Regions from separate parts of the Homo sapiens genome. Here all the other regions are linked to region 3. Evidence: chromatin contacts called from ENCODE Hi-C or POLR2A ChIA-PET data. All regions are on one chromosome and are shown on one strand. The core of a region is the stretch at or near the end of the contact, and the rest is flanking DNA. Distances in the headings are between cores, read along the strand shown. Region 1 overlaps ABR (ABR activator of RhoGEF and GTPase). Region 2 holds the start of PAFAH1B1 (platelet activating factor acetylhydrolase 1b regulatory subunit 1). Region 3 holds the start of PRPF8 (pre-mRNA processing factor 8). Region 4 overlaps SMG6 (SMG6 nonsense mediated mRNA decay factor).

What was found. Hi-C counts contacts between places; a loop is a spot of excess contacts on that map. ChIA-PET counts read pairs that join two places held with the same protein, here RNA polymerase II (POLR2A). Pooled maps may share reads with other maps.
Region 1: a loop to region 3 is called in a map of naive thymus-derived CD4-positive, alpha-beta T cell, with 12 times the contacts of the local background. The contact joins the enhancer-like site here to the promoter of PRPF8 in region 3. A Hi-C loop is called at or near these places in 1 of 168 maps with a recorded cell type or tissue (naive thymus-derived CD4-positive, alpha-beta T cell) and 3 of 50 pooled maps. POLR2A ChIA-PET finds 5 or more read pairs at or near these places in 2 of 52 experiments (HEK293 and Panc1).
Region 2: a loop to region 3 is called in a pooled map, with 8 times the contacts of the local background. The contact joins the promoter of PAFAH1B1 here to the promoter of PRPF8 in region 3. A Hi-C loop is called at or near these places in 5 of 50 pooled maps. POLR2A ChIA-PET finds 5 or more read pairs at or near these places in 2 of 52 experiments (GM10248 and activated CD8-positive, alpha-beta memory T cell).
Region 4: a loop to region 3 is called in a pooled map, with 6 times the contacts of the local background. The contact joins the enhancer-like site here to the promoter of PRPF8 in region 3. A Hi-C loop is called at or near these places in 5 of 50 pooled maps. POLR2A ChIA-PET finds 5 or more read pairs at or near these places in 2 of 52 experiments (CD8-positive, alpha-beta memory T cell and activated B cell).

Annotation. Positions count from the first base shown.
Region 1 is chr17:1,110,683-1,114,032 of GRCh38, reverse strand. All of the region lies in intron 2 of ABR (ABR activator of RhoGEF and GTPase), which reads left to right. Among named protein-coding and RNA genes, the nearest start is that of ABR, 68 kb to the left of the region's middle. Within about 2 kb of position 1,771, at least 2 of the 41 ENCODE cell types and tissues checked have a DNase peak (open chromatin) inside an H3K27ac peak, as active enhancers do.
Region 2 is chr17:2,592,399-2,595,695 of GRCh38, reverse strand. PAFAH1B1 (platelet activating factor acetylhydrolase 1b regulatory subunit 1) reads right to left here and starts at 2,042. Exons shown (of 11, transcript NM_000430.4): 1 at 1,690-2,042. RefSeq lists silencers at 1,194-1,243, 1,304-1,363, 1,774-2,003, 2,054-2,273 and an enhancer at 2,108-2,836.
Region 3 is chr17:1,683,025-1,686,122 of GRCh38, reverse strand. PRPF8 (pre-mRNA processing factor 8) reads left to right here and starts at 1,256. Exons shown (of 43, transcript NM_006445.4): 1 at 1,256-1,343; 2 at 1,541-1,651; 3 at 2,422-2,590. The coding sequence starts at 1,552.
Region 4 is chr17:2,258,680-2,261,783 of GRCh38, reverse strand. The region is part of intron 8 of SMG6 (SMG6 nonsense mediated mRNA decay factor); the gene reads left to right. Among named protein-coding and RNA genes, the nearest start is that of SMG6, 44 kb to the left of the region's middle. RefSeq lists enhancers at 1,939-2,068, 2,349-2,548. Within about 2 kb of position 1,448, at least 8 of the 41 ENCODE cell types and tissues checked have a DNase peak (open chromatin) inside an H3K27ac peak, as active enhancers do.

The sequences.
Region 1 (3,350 bases), core at 522-3,021, 570 kb after region 3:
CACTCAGCTAATTATTTTTTAAAATTTTTATAGAGATGAGGTCTTGCCATGTTGCCCAGCTGGTCTCAAACTCCTGGGCTTGAGTGATCCTCCTGCCTCGGCCTCCCGAACTGTTGGGATTTCAGGCGTAAGCCACTGCACCCGGCCTATATGTATAGTTTATTCGTGGACACAAATAAGGAAAAATGTATAACTAACTCTTAGAGGCTCCCTCTGTCAGAGGGAACCAGAGGAGACTTTCTCTTTCTTTATTATGTGTGTCTACAGAGTTAGAATTGTTAGTGATGTAACAGGAAAATAAAGAAGTTAAAATAGAAGTGCCACGATTGGGAACGTAGAGTGGGCTCTGAGGGCACCAGCGGGCACATCTGACGCAGCCAACGGGGAGTCACGGGAGGCTCCCTGGAGGAGGTGACGTTTAAAGTCGAATCTAAAAATAAGCAGTGGGCCAGGTGCCGTGTCTCACACCTGTAATCCCAGCCCTTTGGGAGGCCGAGGCGGGTGGATCACCTGAGGTCAGGGGTTCGAGACCAGCCTGGCCAACATGATGAAACCCCATCTCTACTAAAAATACAAAAATTAGCCGGGCCTGGTGGCGGGTTCCTGTAATCCCAGCTACTTGGGAGGCTGAGGCGAAAGAATGGGTTGAACCGAGGAGGCGGAGGTTGCAGTGAGCTGAGATCATGCCACTGCACTCCAGCCTGGGTGACAGAGCGAGACTCCGTCTCAAAAAAAAAAAAAAAAAAAAAAAAAATCGCAATAGGTGTTTCCATGTTATCCCTTCCAGAAAAGTGGCACCTCAGCTGCAGAGTTCTGACACTGCTCCCCTCCCCAGTACGGCCTTGCCCCTCCCTTGACACTGCCTTGGGAGTCAGTCACCAGGTCAATCTGTCCCTGAGACTGTCAGCTCCGCGAGGGTAGGCACGGGGTTCCCTGTCCATGGCTGCATTCCGATGCTAGCACACTGCCTGGTGCACAGCAGGCGGCTAACAAATGCTTGCTGATTGGGTCAGGCGGTTAACAACTGCTTGCTGATTGGGTCAGGCGTTAACAAATGCTTGCTGATTGGGTCAGGTGGTTAACAAATGCTTGCTGATTGGGTCAGGCGTTAACAAATGCTTGCTGATTGGGTCAGGCGTTAACAAATGCTTGCTGATTGGGTCAGGGAAGGAGGGAATGGAGGGTGGGTGTGGGGGAAGACTGTGGGGAGTCAACCATTGGAGACTGAGATTTAGACTTGATGGTGTCAGAAATCTCAGTGGCTGCGAAAGATTTCAAACAGTAGCTAGGTGTGGTGTGTGCTTATGCCCCTCACCCTCCATGATGCTGTTCAGCCCACTTCTCCAAGTTCATCTTCTGTCCTCTAGCAAGCAGCGCTTCTTAACCTGCCTTCCTTCCTCTCTTCCTTCCTTCCTTCCTCCCTCCCTCCCTCCCTCAAGACAGAGTCTGGCTCTGTTGCCCAGGCTGGAGTGCAGTGGTGCGATCATAGCTCATTGCAGCCTCCAACTCTTGAGCTCAAACGATCCTCCCACCTCAGCCTCCTGAGTACCTGAGATTTCAGGTGCGCCACTGCAACCGGGTTGCTGAAGCTGCTTAACCCTTTCCTTTCGGGCCTTCTCTTCTTTGCCTGGAAACCCTTCCCTATTTCCAGATGCTACTCAGAAGCCACTGTCCTGTGAAGCTTTCACTCTCAGGCAGCGTTAGTGCCACTGTCCTCCATCCCCAGGGTGGCTGGTAAACGAGAACACTGCCTCGTGTGTTCACACGTCCTCACCCCAGACGGATCGAGAGCCTGAGAACGGCAAGGGCCCCGTCTCCCAGCCTCGTATGTGTGCCATGCCAGGCCTTTTCTGGGTATGAATGAATGAATGAACAGACAGATGGACAGACAAGATCAGGAGCCAAAGTGGGGAAGTACGTGTGGTCGTGTGGGTGTAAGAGGCTCTAAAGCTTGGTGGGGTGGTGGCTTTGGCAAAGGAAAAGAAGAACCGAAGGACTTGGTAAAAGGGATGTGGGGGTTGAGGGAAGGAAGACTCGTAAGATGGCGGCCGCACTAACAGAAGTGGAAACCCGGAAGGGGAAGCTGTTTCAGAAGGAGGAAGGGTCCTTTGGTCCAGATGTGTGGAGTGGAAGGGCCGTGGCTGGGCTTCCAAGTGAGGAGACCCAGTGGCCGGGGCAGGTGCTAGACCTAGAGCCCAGCAAGACACCAGGGCTGCAGCTGGCAGCGGGCCACCACTGGCCTGGAAGGGAGAAGGGCTGCTTCTCTGGGGGAAGGGAGCAGAGGGCTGAGGCTGGGCCCAAGCAAGTGACTCCACATTTACAGGAGGCGGGAGAATGAAGGGCCAGCCTACACCAGAGAGTGGTCGGGGCAGTGCCTGCATCAACAGGGCAGCTGAGGGCTTGGAGAAACTCTAGACTGCAGAGGCCAAAGAGTCGGAGAGGGAGGCCTCTGGCTTTGGAATAAACCGTTTGGGGGGGCCTTTGAAGCAGGCTGCTTCTATGGAGAACATTAGGAGCCAGGCCGAGGCAGATGGAGTGTGGAGCTCAGGTCCAGGGCTGGCTCAGGGCATTTGTCAGGGAAGGGGAGGGAAGCTGTGGGGACTGGTGAGTCACTTCCCCTCCAGGGGGGCACCGAGGGCCTGTGAGTGGAGTCTGTGTCTGATGGAGGGGCACTCTCATTACTCACTGGAATTTCCAGCCACCGGGGACAGGGTGGAGTAGAGAGGCCCTGGATACTCAGGGAGTCACTTGTGTGGGGTTCAGGGATTTTGGGAAGAAGTGGGCGTCAGTCTCACCATGCCGTGTAGAGGTGTGGGGAACGGGGACGAGGATATCCTGGCAGACTTCCAAGGGCACCTCATGTCCTCTTGAGTGGAGGAAGGAACACAGCAGGGGCCTGTGGGGTTTTAGGCCCTTCTTCGTGTCACCTGCAGGTCTGACTCATGTGGGCAGCCCATGCCATGCACTTGGAGCCCGCCGGGCGGGAGACAGAAGAACCCGTGGTACCAGGCCCTGAGCTGGCATACTTGTGCCCTGGGGAATGCCAGGCCTGGTCGTTCCCAAGCCCTCGCCACAGCCTCACCCGCCCGCACCAAATGAGGAATTGTGGCTGAAAGGGCCCTTCAGATGCGCCCTGGCTATTTATAACCCACCCAGGCAGGGACAGGGGAAAACCAGGGGCTGGAAGGAGATGGGTGGGGTGGGGGTGTGCCTCTGTTGAACCCTGGTGGCACAGTTCCCTGATCAAAGGCTGTTAGCCCTGGGGCCCCTCAAGGGCTCACCCCGCAATCCCCTGCTCTGTATTTCAGCTCTGCAACAGGATGGAGCCTCTCTCCAGGGAGGGCAGCTTC
Region 2 (3,297 bases), core at 793-3,292, 910 kb before region 3:
CGAAAGAAATCACCCTAAATACAGATTACTCTTCTGCTTTATTAAAAACTGCAATTTGCAACTGCTAATTATTTTGTGAAACTGTGTCCTAAAAGACACCCATTAGAGATTAAAAGCTAGCTAATGCCTTAAAACCAAATCAGAATTTTTTAAGTAAAAGCTTTTACTATATATTCAACATCACTATGACACAGTCAACAGGAAATTTTCCTGATTATGAGACTGGACCCCGCAGCAATTAAGCCGCCCTGCTGCAGCAAAAAAAAAAAAAAAAGCAAACACTCCTGTGGCAAAAAGGGAGGGATGACATTATCACTGGTATGAAAGGCCCAAGCACTGTCTCCTCCGCCCTAGCCTCGAAAAGAAATTCACACAAAATAACCCACCCCCCCAACAAAAACAGAATTGCCAAAAATGGCACAAATTGTTTGTTTGGCCTTTAAAACCTTATGAAACTCCAAGACTGTGTGCTTAAAGGAGAGATGGGAATATCAGTAATATCTCTATTTGTCCGGACTGCCACTTAAGGAAAGAGGGAGGGGGGACCTTGGCATGACATCGCCCATTGAGAACGAGACCACAAATCTGGTCCTCCTCTTCAAAGGCGTATTTTCTTAACCAAAAGACTGATATAAATTGGGCCCAAACCCCAAAAGAAAATTTCCTGCCCTCTTCCCAAGGAGTTTCTTGCTAAGTCACTGAAGAAAGGTAGCATAACATATAAAGCTATGGTACCTTGCTCTCTCCTACTAAATACGGAAAACCTCTTCCCCTCTACTGCTACGTTTAGAGGTGCAGAGTCAAAATGTGTCGACCACCTCAAAGGCATTTTCTCATGTGGGAGGCTAAAGAGGGTAAATATGCAGAGGCACTGCGTTTCCCAAAGGGGCAGGGAGATGAGATTAGACGAAGGGGAATGGCAGGGAGCCTCGAAGCTGAATGTTAACAGCATCAAAAGGCAACTCCCGACCGAGGAGCCGGTGGCAGAAAGAAAATCCTGCCAGATTCGGTGGGTGGATGCTGCGGATTGCTCGGTGGGCCGGGCTGCCTCTCCTCGGCGGGTGCTGAGGCTGGACCGCCGCACCGGGGGCCAGGGAGACGGTGGGCCACCCTCCGCTGGTCAACCCCATCTTAAGGACCAGTCGGGGACGGAATGCCTGGAAGGCCCTATGAGTGCCCCGGCGGCGCGGGGCTGAGCCGGTCCCCGAGCCGATAACTGAGGGTGGGGTGGGGACTGCGGTGCTCGTCTCCGCGGCCGGGGAGAGCAGGGCCGATCCTTTTCCCCAAGATCAGAGAGCTACCTGGTCCCCACGCCCTTCCAACCCAAGAATACTTTTCTTGCTAAGTCACCGAGGGAGGAGGGCGATCCCTTCTTGGGGAGGGCCGCGGGGCGGGGGTCGCAGAGGCGCCGGCAGCCCCCAAAGCCGGGCCCGGGAGGAGAGGAGCGAGGGCAGCGCCCTCCCCGGACAGTCCCCCTCCTCCGGGTCTCTCACTCAACGGCCGTCGCGGCCGCCATTTTGAGAGCGAGGAGAGAAGAAGAAGGAGGAGGCGGCGGCGGAGGCAGGGGGAGGGGAGAATGGGAGGGAGGGGACCGGCGCAGCCACATCGTCAGGCCGCCGGGTCCGGCCTGCAGCCGCCCGGGCGCGGTGGAGGAGACAGAGGGGAGGGCGCAGACCCGCGCCGCCTTACCGGAGCGCTGCACCGCCGCCTCCGCAGGGCCTCTTCCGTCCTTCACTCCCATCCACCGGCGGGGGAGGGGGAGGGAGAGGGGAGGGAGGAAGGAGGGAGGGAGGGAAGGAGGGGGGAGGATGGCGCGCTGGGCCCGGGCCCGGGGAGGGGGAGGGGAGGGGAGCGGGCGGGCTCCTCAGCCGTTCCGGGGCTCGAGTCCAAGCTCGGCGCTCGCGGTTTCTCTCGCTCGCGCCCGAGCGCTCCCCTCCTTCTCCTTCTCGCTCCCTAGACTCCCGTGTCGCTGCTCCTCCGCTCGCTCACTCGCTCTCCCGGCCGCCGGACTCCGCCGCCGCCCCGCCGCTCCAGCTCCGTCTGTCACAGGAGCTGCCCCAACGCCCTGACGTCACCGCGCCGCCGCCGCCGCCGCCGCCGCCGCCCCAGACCCGCCAGGAAGAGGGAGGGGCGGGCGCCGGGAGCGGAGGAGGGGCTGCGGCGCATGCGCCGGGCTGGGCCGGGCCGGGGCCGCGCTGCCTTCTAGCGGGCGGGCGGCTGAGCGGTGCCACCCGGCCGGCGGGCGAGTCTGCGTGCGAGGTGCTGCTTCTCACGCTCCGCACGCTTCTGTTAACCTTGGGAGAGGCTCTTTTTTCCCAGCCCCTCGTCTGACTTGCGGCCCCTTCTGAACTCTGGCTCTGCTCACCTCGCTGCCCTGCTTTTGCGCTCATGCGGCCGACCGCGGCGTCCCGTTGGCACCGTGTGTGGCGGGCCCCGGGAGGCGCGAGAGGCAGCGGGGCCCGGCCACCTACCGCCCCTTTCTGCCTCCGGCCTCCGAGATGATTTCCCAGTTTGGGGGGGAATGAGGGAGGGGAGTAGGCTGGCTGGCTTGGGAGGAGGAGCTGTTGAGGTTAAAAGGCAGATGGAATGCTGTCATTGTCTTGATTTGTATTATAGATTCTTAATTGGGAGGACTCGCTTTTGGATATGATTCAGCTATTCTTCTCCTTAGTCACACACAGACATCAGAGTCTCTCCAGGTCTCGAAACGGATGCCCAAAGAAAGGCCTGGAACTGTATCCCTATAAGGGATGTCTGTGTGTGTTTGCTAAATTATGGATTGAAATATTGATGACAAGAGTCGTCTTGGGGATTTGTAGTTAATTTATTCCACACAGATACCTATGATTTTTCTTTTCTTTTCCTTTTTTTTTTTTTTTTTTTTTTGAGACGGAGTCTCGCTGTGTCGCCCAGGCTGGAGTGCAGTGGCGCGATCTCGGCTCACTGCAACCTCCGCCTCCCGAGTTCAAGCGATTCTCTGCATCAGCCTCCCGAGTAGCTGGGAGTACAGGCACTTGCCACCACGCCCAGCTAATTTTTGTTTTTTGTTTTTGTTTTTGTTTTTGAGATGGAGTCTCGCTCTGTCGCCCAGGCTGGAGTGCAGTGGTGCAATCTCCACTCACTGCAGGCTCCGCCTCCCGGGTTCACGCCATTCTCCTGCCTCAGCCTCCCGAGTAGCTGGGACCACAGGCGCCCACCACCACGCCCGGCTAATTTTTTTGGTATTTTTAGTAGAGACGGGGTTTCATCATGTTGGCCCGGATGGTCTCGATCCCTTGACCTCGTGATCCGCCCGCC
Region 3 (3,098 bases), core at 7-2,506:
TCTTTTTTGACTGTAGGGACCTTTAGAACACCCAGCATTAAAAAATAGATTTCAGGCCGGGCATGGGGGCTCACGCCTGTAATCCCAGCACTTTGGGAGGGCCGAGGCAGGAGGATTTCGTAAGGTCAGGAGTTTGAGACCAGCCTGGCCAACATAGTGAAACCCTGTCTCTACTAAAAATCCAAAACTTAGCCGGCAGTAGTGGCGCGTGCCTGTAATCCAGCTACTCTGGAGACTGAGGCAGGAGAATTGCTTGATCCTGGGAGGTGGAGGTTGTGATGAATTGAGATCGCGCCATTGCACTCCAGTCTGGGCAACAGAGTGAGACCCTGTCTCAAAAAAACAAAAGGAATATTTTTTAAATTTTTACCGTTCTGAAAGCACATTGACATCCTTTGAATTTTTTTCTAATTATTTCACTTTGATTTGTAAATTCTCAACTAGATTCAGGGGCTGTATGGGTTACAATTCCTCTGCACCCTCCACAGAATTTCAGACTTTTTTTTTTCCCCCGAGACAGAGTCTCGCTCTGTCACCCAGGCTGGAGTGCAGTGGCGCGATCTTGGCTCACTGCAACCTCCCCCTCCCGGGTCAAGCGATTCTCCTGCCTCAGCCTCCCGAGTAGCTGGGACTACAGGCGCCCGCCACCACGCCCGGCTAATGTTTGTATTTTTAGTAGAGACGGGGTTTCACCATGTTGGCCAGGCTGGCCTCGAACTTCTGGCTTTAAGTGATCCGCCTGCCTCGGCCTCCCAAAGTGCTGCGATTCCAGGCGTGAGCCACCGCGCCCGGCCAAGGTCTTAATTCTTGCCTGCCTTTCTGCTCCCCTGTGAACTCTACTGGTTGTCTTTTTTCCTGCTTTATCCCTCGTCCTCGGTAGACAGTGATGGTTAAATGAATGAATGCATGAACAAATGACTGTCCAGGAGCTAGTACTGCATTGCATGTACACATTGATGACAACAGACATCGTACAATGCGCAATCTTGGCAAATTTATTCAAACCCTTTAGACTTCGCTCTCTCACAGTGCGACGCCGGGAGCCCATCACACGCTGAGGTCTGTCAGAGGCCCCAGAAACAGCCTCGGAAATGGAGGAGGCGGGGCTTCACCCCGACCACACCCCCTTGCGTTCAAAGCCTTTCCGCCTATGGGCCCGCCTCCTCGGCGCAGTGTGCAACTCTAATTGGTCGTCTCACTAATCCATCTGAGCACCTCGGCGCCGACTGGATCAACTGCTGAACTCGGGTTGCGCACTTCCCGGCGCTGGGAACGCGGAGCGGACGCAGTCTGGCCGCCATTGCGCTGCGGGGAAAGCGGCCTCTTGTGTGAGGGCCTGTGGGGTGCGTGGCAGGCGTTTAAGGCCGGGCTGCGGGAGGCGTGGTCGGGTCGGGCCGAGTGACCGAAGGGGTTAGGCCGGGCGGGGCTGGATGCACTGTGTGGCGGGACTGCAGGCCGGGGTCCCCGGACGCCTTTCTGCTGCGCTTCTTGTGGGCCCGGGCCTGTGGTTAGTGAATTTTTCTATCCCGCCGCTCCCCAGATTCTCCGGATATGGCCGGAGTGTTTCCTTATCGAGGGCCGGGTAACCCGGTGCCTGGCCCTCTAGCCCCGCTACCGGACTACATGTCGGAGGAGAAGCTGCAGGAGAAAGGTGAGGCGAGAGTGTGGAGCGGCGCGCGGGCCGGAGGCGGGGCGGGTGTGCGCGCGCGCAGGCGGGTGGGGACCCTCCCCGTTTGGGCAGCTCCTGAGGTGTCAGCTCCCTTGTTATTTCCAGTTAATTTTTCATCAAGTCATTTTAAGCGCGTATTATTTGCAAGCGCTGATCCAGCGGGGGTACAGTAGTGACGGAGACAAAATTCCTGTCCTTACGGGGTTTAAATTACAGCGGGAGAGACAGAGAATAACAAAACCTTGAAGCTCTGTAATAAAAATGTCAGGCCGGGCGCGGTGGCTCACGGTTGTAATCCCAGCACTTTGGGAGGCCCAGGCGGGCGGATCACCTGAGGTCAGGAGTTCGAGACCAGCCTGGCCAACACAGTGAAACCTCGTCTCTACGAAAAATACAAAAATGAGTCGTGTGTGGTGGCGCGTGTCTATAATCCCAGCTACTGGGGAGGCTGAGGCAGGAGAATGGCTTGAACCCAGGAGGCGGAGGTTGCAGTGAGCCGACATCGCACCATTGCACTCCAGCCTGGGAGACAGAGTGAAACAACCTCTCAAAAAAAAAAAAAAAAGTCAGATAGTGATCAATGTGATGAAAGGAAAAACAGAGTAAAATGGTAAGGGAATTGGCAAGGGGTGCTTCTTCCTGCTGGTGCCTGCTTCTCCCTCACACTCACTGACAGGAGCTTACCCTAGGGCAAGAGGTGAAGAGGATTAGGGGGAGGGTGTGCAGGCCTTTAAACTGAGGTGCCTTTCCAGCTCGAAAATGGCAGCAATTGCAGGCCAAGCGCTATGCAGAAAAGCGGAAGTTTGGGTTTGTGGATGCCCAGAAGGAAGACATGCCCCCAGAACATGTCAGGAAGATCATTCGAGACCATGGAGACATGACCAACAGGAAGTTCCGCCATGACAAAAGGGTTTACTTGGGGTAAGGAACATCCTGAAATAATTTCATTTGGAATTTGGCCCTTTTCCCTTCTCCCTGTCCCACAGTCTTGGATTGATGCTTTGACAGCTCATCTTGGTGGATATAAGAGAAAGGAGAAAACCAGTAGGAGTCTCTGATAATTTCTACATCTTCCACTTTTGCAGTCTGTTTCCCCTCTCTTCCCGATCTGGGACTGGTGCTTTAATTTGTCCTGTTGATGATATTATAAGATGTCCCTGGCCAGGCGCGGTGGCTCATGCCTGTAATCCCAGCACTTTGGGAGGCCGAGGCGGGTGGATCATGAGGTCAGGAGATCGAGACCATCCTGGCTAACACGGTGAAACCCCGTCTCTACTAAAAATACACAAAATTAGCTGGGCGTGGTGGCAGGTGTCTGTAGTCCCAGCTACTTGGGAGGCTGAGGCAGGAGAATGGCGTGAACCTGGGAGGCGGAACTTGTAGTGAGCCGAGATCACACCACTGCACTCTGGCCTGGGCGAAAGTACGA
Region 4 (3,104 bases), core at 199-2,698, 580 kb before region 3:
GAGTGAGATCTTATGGGTTGCATTCCTAAATTTCTTTTTGTTTGCATGAACAGATTTTTTAATCTCTTTCCTTGTCTTTACATCCGTACACTGGGGATATAGCATACACCATCAACACATCTGCACAGCTTTGTCCACCGAGGGGTAGCAGAAAGTTGTTTATTATAGCACCAGTCATCTGCATGTCTACCACCTCAGAGTTAGAATAATGGTGGGGATTAGGACATATGGGGCAAAGGGTATTTATTGGCTGTGAAACAAAGGCTTTTTGTGGACTAGTAGAAAAAGTTGTGGCAATTTAAAAAATTATTGCAGAGTTAAAAGAAATCTTCCAAAAATATATATACACAGAAAAGTGCACATAACAGAGCCATACAGGTGATAAATTGTGACAATGTAAGCATACTTGTATAACCAGCAGTTTATTTACTTGTATCGCTGTCATTCTTCTCTTCCCTTTTTTTTTTTTTGAGACGGAGTCTCGCTCTGTCACCCAGGCTAGAATGCAGTGGTGCGATCTTGGCTCACTGCAAGCTCCGCCTCCCGGGTTCAAGTGATTCTCCTGCCTCAGCCTCCTGAGTAGCTGGGACTACAGGTGCTCGCCACCACACCTGGCTAATTTTTTTTTTTTTTGTATTTTTAGTAGAGAAAGGGTTTCACTGTGTTAGCCAGGATGGTCTCGATCTCCTGACCTCGTGATCTGCCCTCCTGGGCCTCCCAAAGTGCTGGGATTACAGGCGTGAGCCACCGCGCCCGACTTTTTTTTCTTTTTTCTTAAATATATTTTTGAGATAGAGTCTTGCCCTGTTGCCCAGGCTGGAGTGGAATGGCATGATCTCGTCTCACTGCAACCTCCGCCTCCCGGGTTCAAGTGATTCTTCTGCCTCAGCCTCTCAAGTAGCTGGGATTACAGGCACCCGCCATCACACCCAGCTAATTTTTGTATTTTCAGTAGAGACAGGGTTTTGCCATTTTTGGCCAGGCTGGTCTCAAACTCCTGACCTCAGGTGATCCACCCACCTCGGCCTCCCAAAGTGCTGGGATTACAGGCATGAGCCACTGCGCCCGGCCTCTTCCCTTTTAACTCTAAACTCAAATTTTTTTCTATACGTTTAATGATAGCAGTGACAGAGCATTTTAAATAAATTAGGAAGAAGTTAATGCCCATGTTTTCCTTGCTTTGTGGATCCTTGTTAAGATTGATTTTCATTGTTCAGAGACAGAGGACGAAGAGAGAATTTGGAAGATAAAGAATTGGATCAAAGATAAAAGATTTGAGGTGTTTGCTTTGACTTTTGAACTACAGAGTTTGGGTCTGGGAACCAGCACAGAAAAGATTTGATTGACCAAAAAAACTAGCTGGAAGCAGGCCTTGCCTCCAGTCACAGTGAAACTGAGTCTCTCACCAACAGTGCTGTGGTTTACAGCCTTCATCTTGAAGCATCTGGCTGTGGGGGGGGAAAGTGACATCATGGCCTGCCTTCTCCTGGACATGCTTGGTTCAGCTCAGATGTGGAATCCCAGAAGATCTGCAATGCGTGTTTCTAGCCTTGTTTTTAGTGTCAAGGCGAATGCCAGGCTGTAGCAGGCCATGTTGTTGTCTTTGTGTAATCCATTTGTATTCTAACAGTTTTCTTCTTTTTCTGCTGCTAGCTGCCAGGGAGGTAGAGTTGCCTCTGTTGATAAAGAGCAGATACAGAAGTTCACATCCAAACCTGAATGACCATTTTTAACTTGAAACACTTTTCCTGGGAGTTGATGCGCCAGAATCCTTCCCTTATTTGGTGCCTTGCTTAAATCTGAAGCTCGCACAAGGTAGCCAAAGCTCCCTGTGTGCTGGTTATTTGCTTTATGGCAAATAACCACAGCAGAGTGGTTTGTGAAACCGTCTTTGTGACCACATCTATCTTAAACTGAAGCTTCGTTCTCCTTTGGGTTCTTAGATTAGTTCGTGCTCCTCCCTTTCCTGAGAGATTCAGGGGTTTTCCTGTATGGCGTTAGGTAGGTAGAGAGGTTATATTTTCAAATATTTTTCTGGACTGTGCACAGTCCCTTTATTAGTGTGCGAATGCACACATATTCCTTGAACTTTTTTTTTTTTTTTTTTTTTGGAGACAGGGTCTCGTTTTGTCACCCAGGCTGGAGTGCAGTGGCACGATCTCGGCTCACTGCAGCCTCAACCTCCTGGGCTCAGGTGATCCTCCCACCTCAGCCTCCCAACTGGGACTACAGGCGTGTGCCACCATAGCTGGCTAATTTTGTTTATTTTTTGTAGAGATGAGGTCTCACTGTGTTGCCCAGGCTGGTCAAACTCCTGGGCCCAAGTGATCCTCTTACAGGCATGAGCTACTGTGCCCGTCCTTGAAGGACTCTTTCCTTATTCATCAGGCTCCTGTTGCTTTATCACCATGAATAAACTTGTTCAGTTTTACAATTTTATCTTTTATCTCTTCTTACTGATACTATTTGAGGGTGCATGTTGTTACATGCTTCTGCCAACTTGCATGGTATTGTCTGGACTGGAAGTATTTACTTACCTTAATCTCCAAGACTTCTCTGTTGGTTTGGCCTGGTGGTCTCTCGGTGAAAGAAAGCTGAAACCATTGGTGGGTTTTGTTTGGGGCTTTTGCTTTTGGTCTTTATAGAAACATTCTCCGTGTCTGTCTCGGTTCTGCTGAAAAAGTTGCCTTTTGTTTGTGTGTTTTTGAGATAGAGTCTCGCTTTGTCGCCCAGGCTGGAGTGCAGTGGTGTGATCTCTGCTCACTGCAACTTCCGCTTCCTGGGTTGAAGCAATTCTCCTACCTCAGCCTCCCAACTAGCTGGGATTACAGGTACATGCCACCACACCGTGCTCATTTTTGTATTTTTAGTAGAAATGGGGTTTCACCATGTTGGCCAGGCTGGTCTTGAACTCCTGACCTCGGCCCCCCAACATGCTGGAATTGCAGGTGTGAGCCATCGCGCCAGTTCCTTTTTTTTTTTTTTGAGCTGGCGTCTTGCTCTGTCACTGAGGCTGGGAGTGCAGTGGCGTGATCACAGCTCACTTCACCCTTCACCTCCTGGGCTCAAGCAATCCTCCCAACTCAGCCCATAGAGTAGCTGGG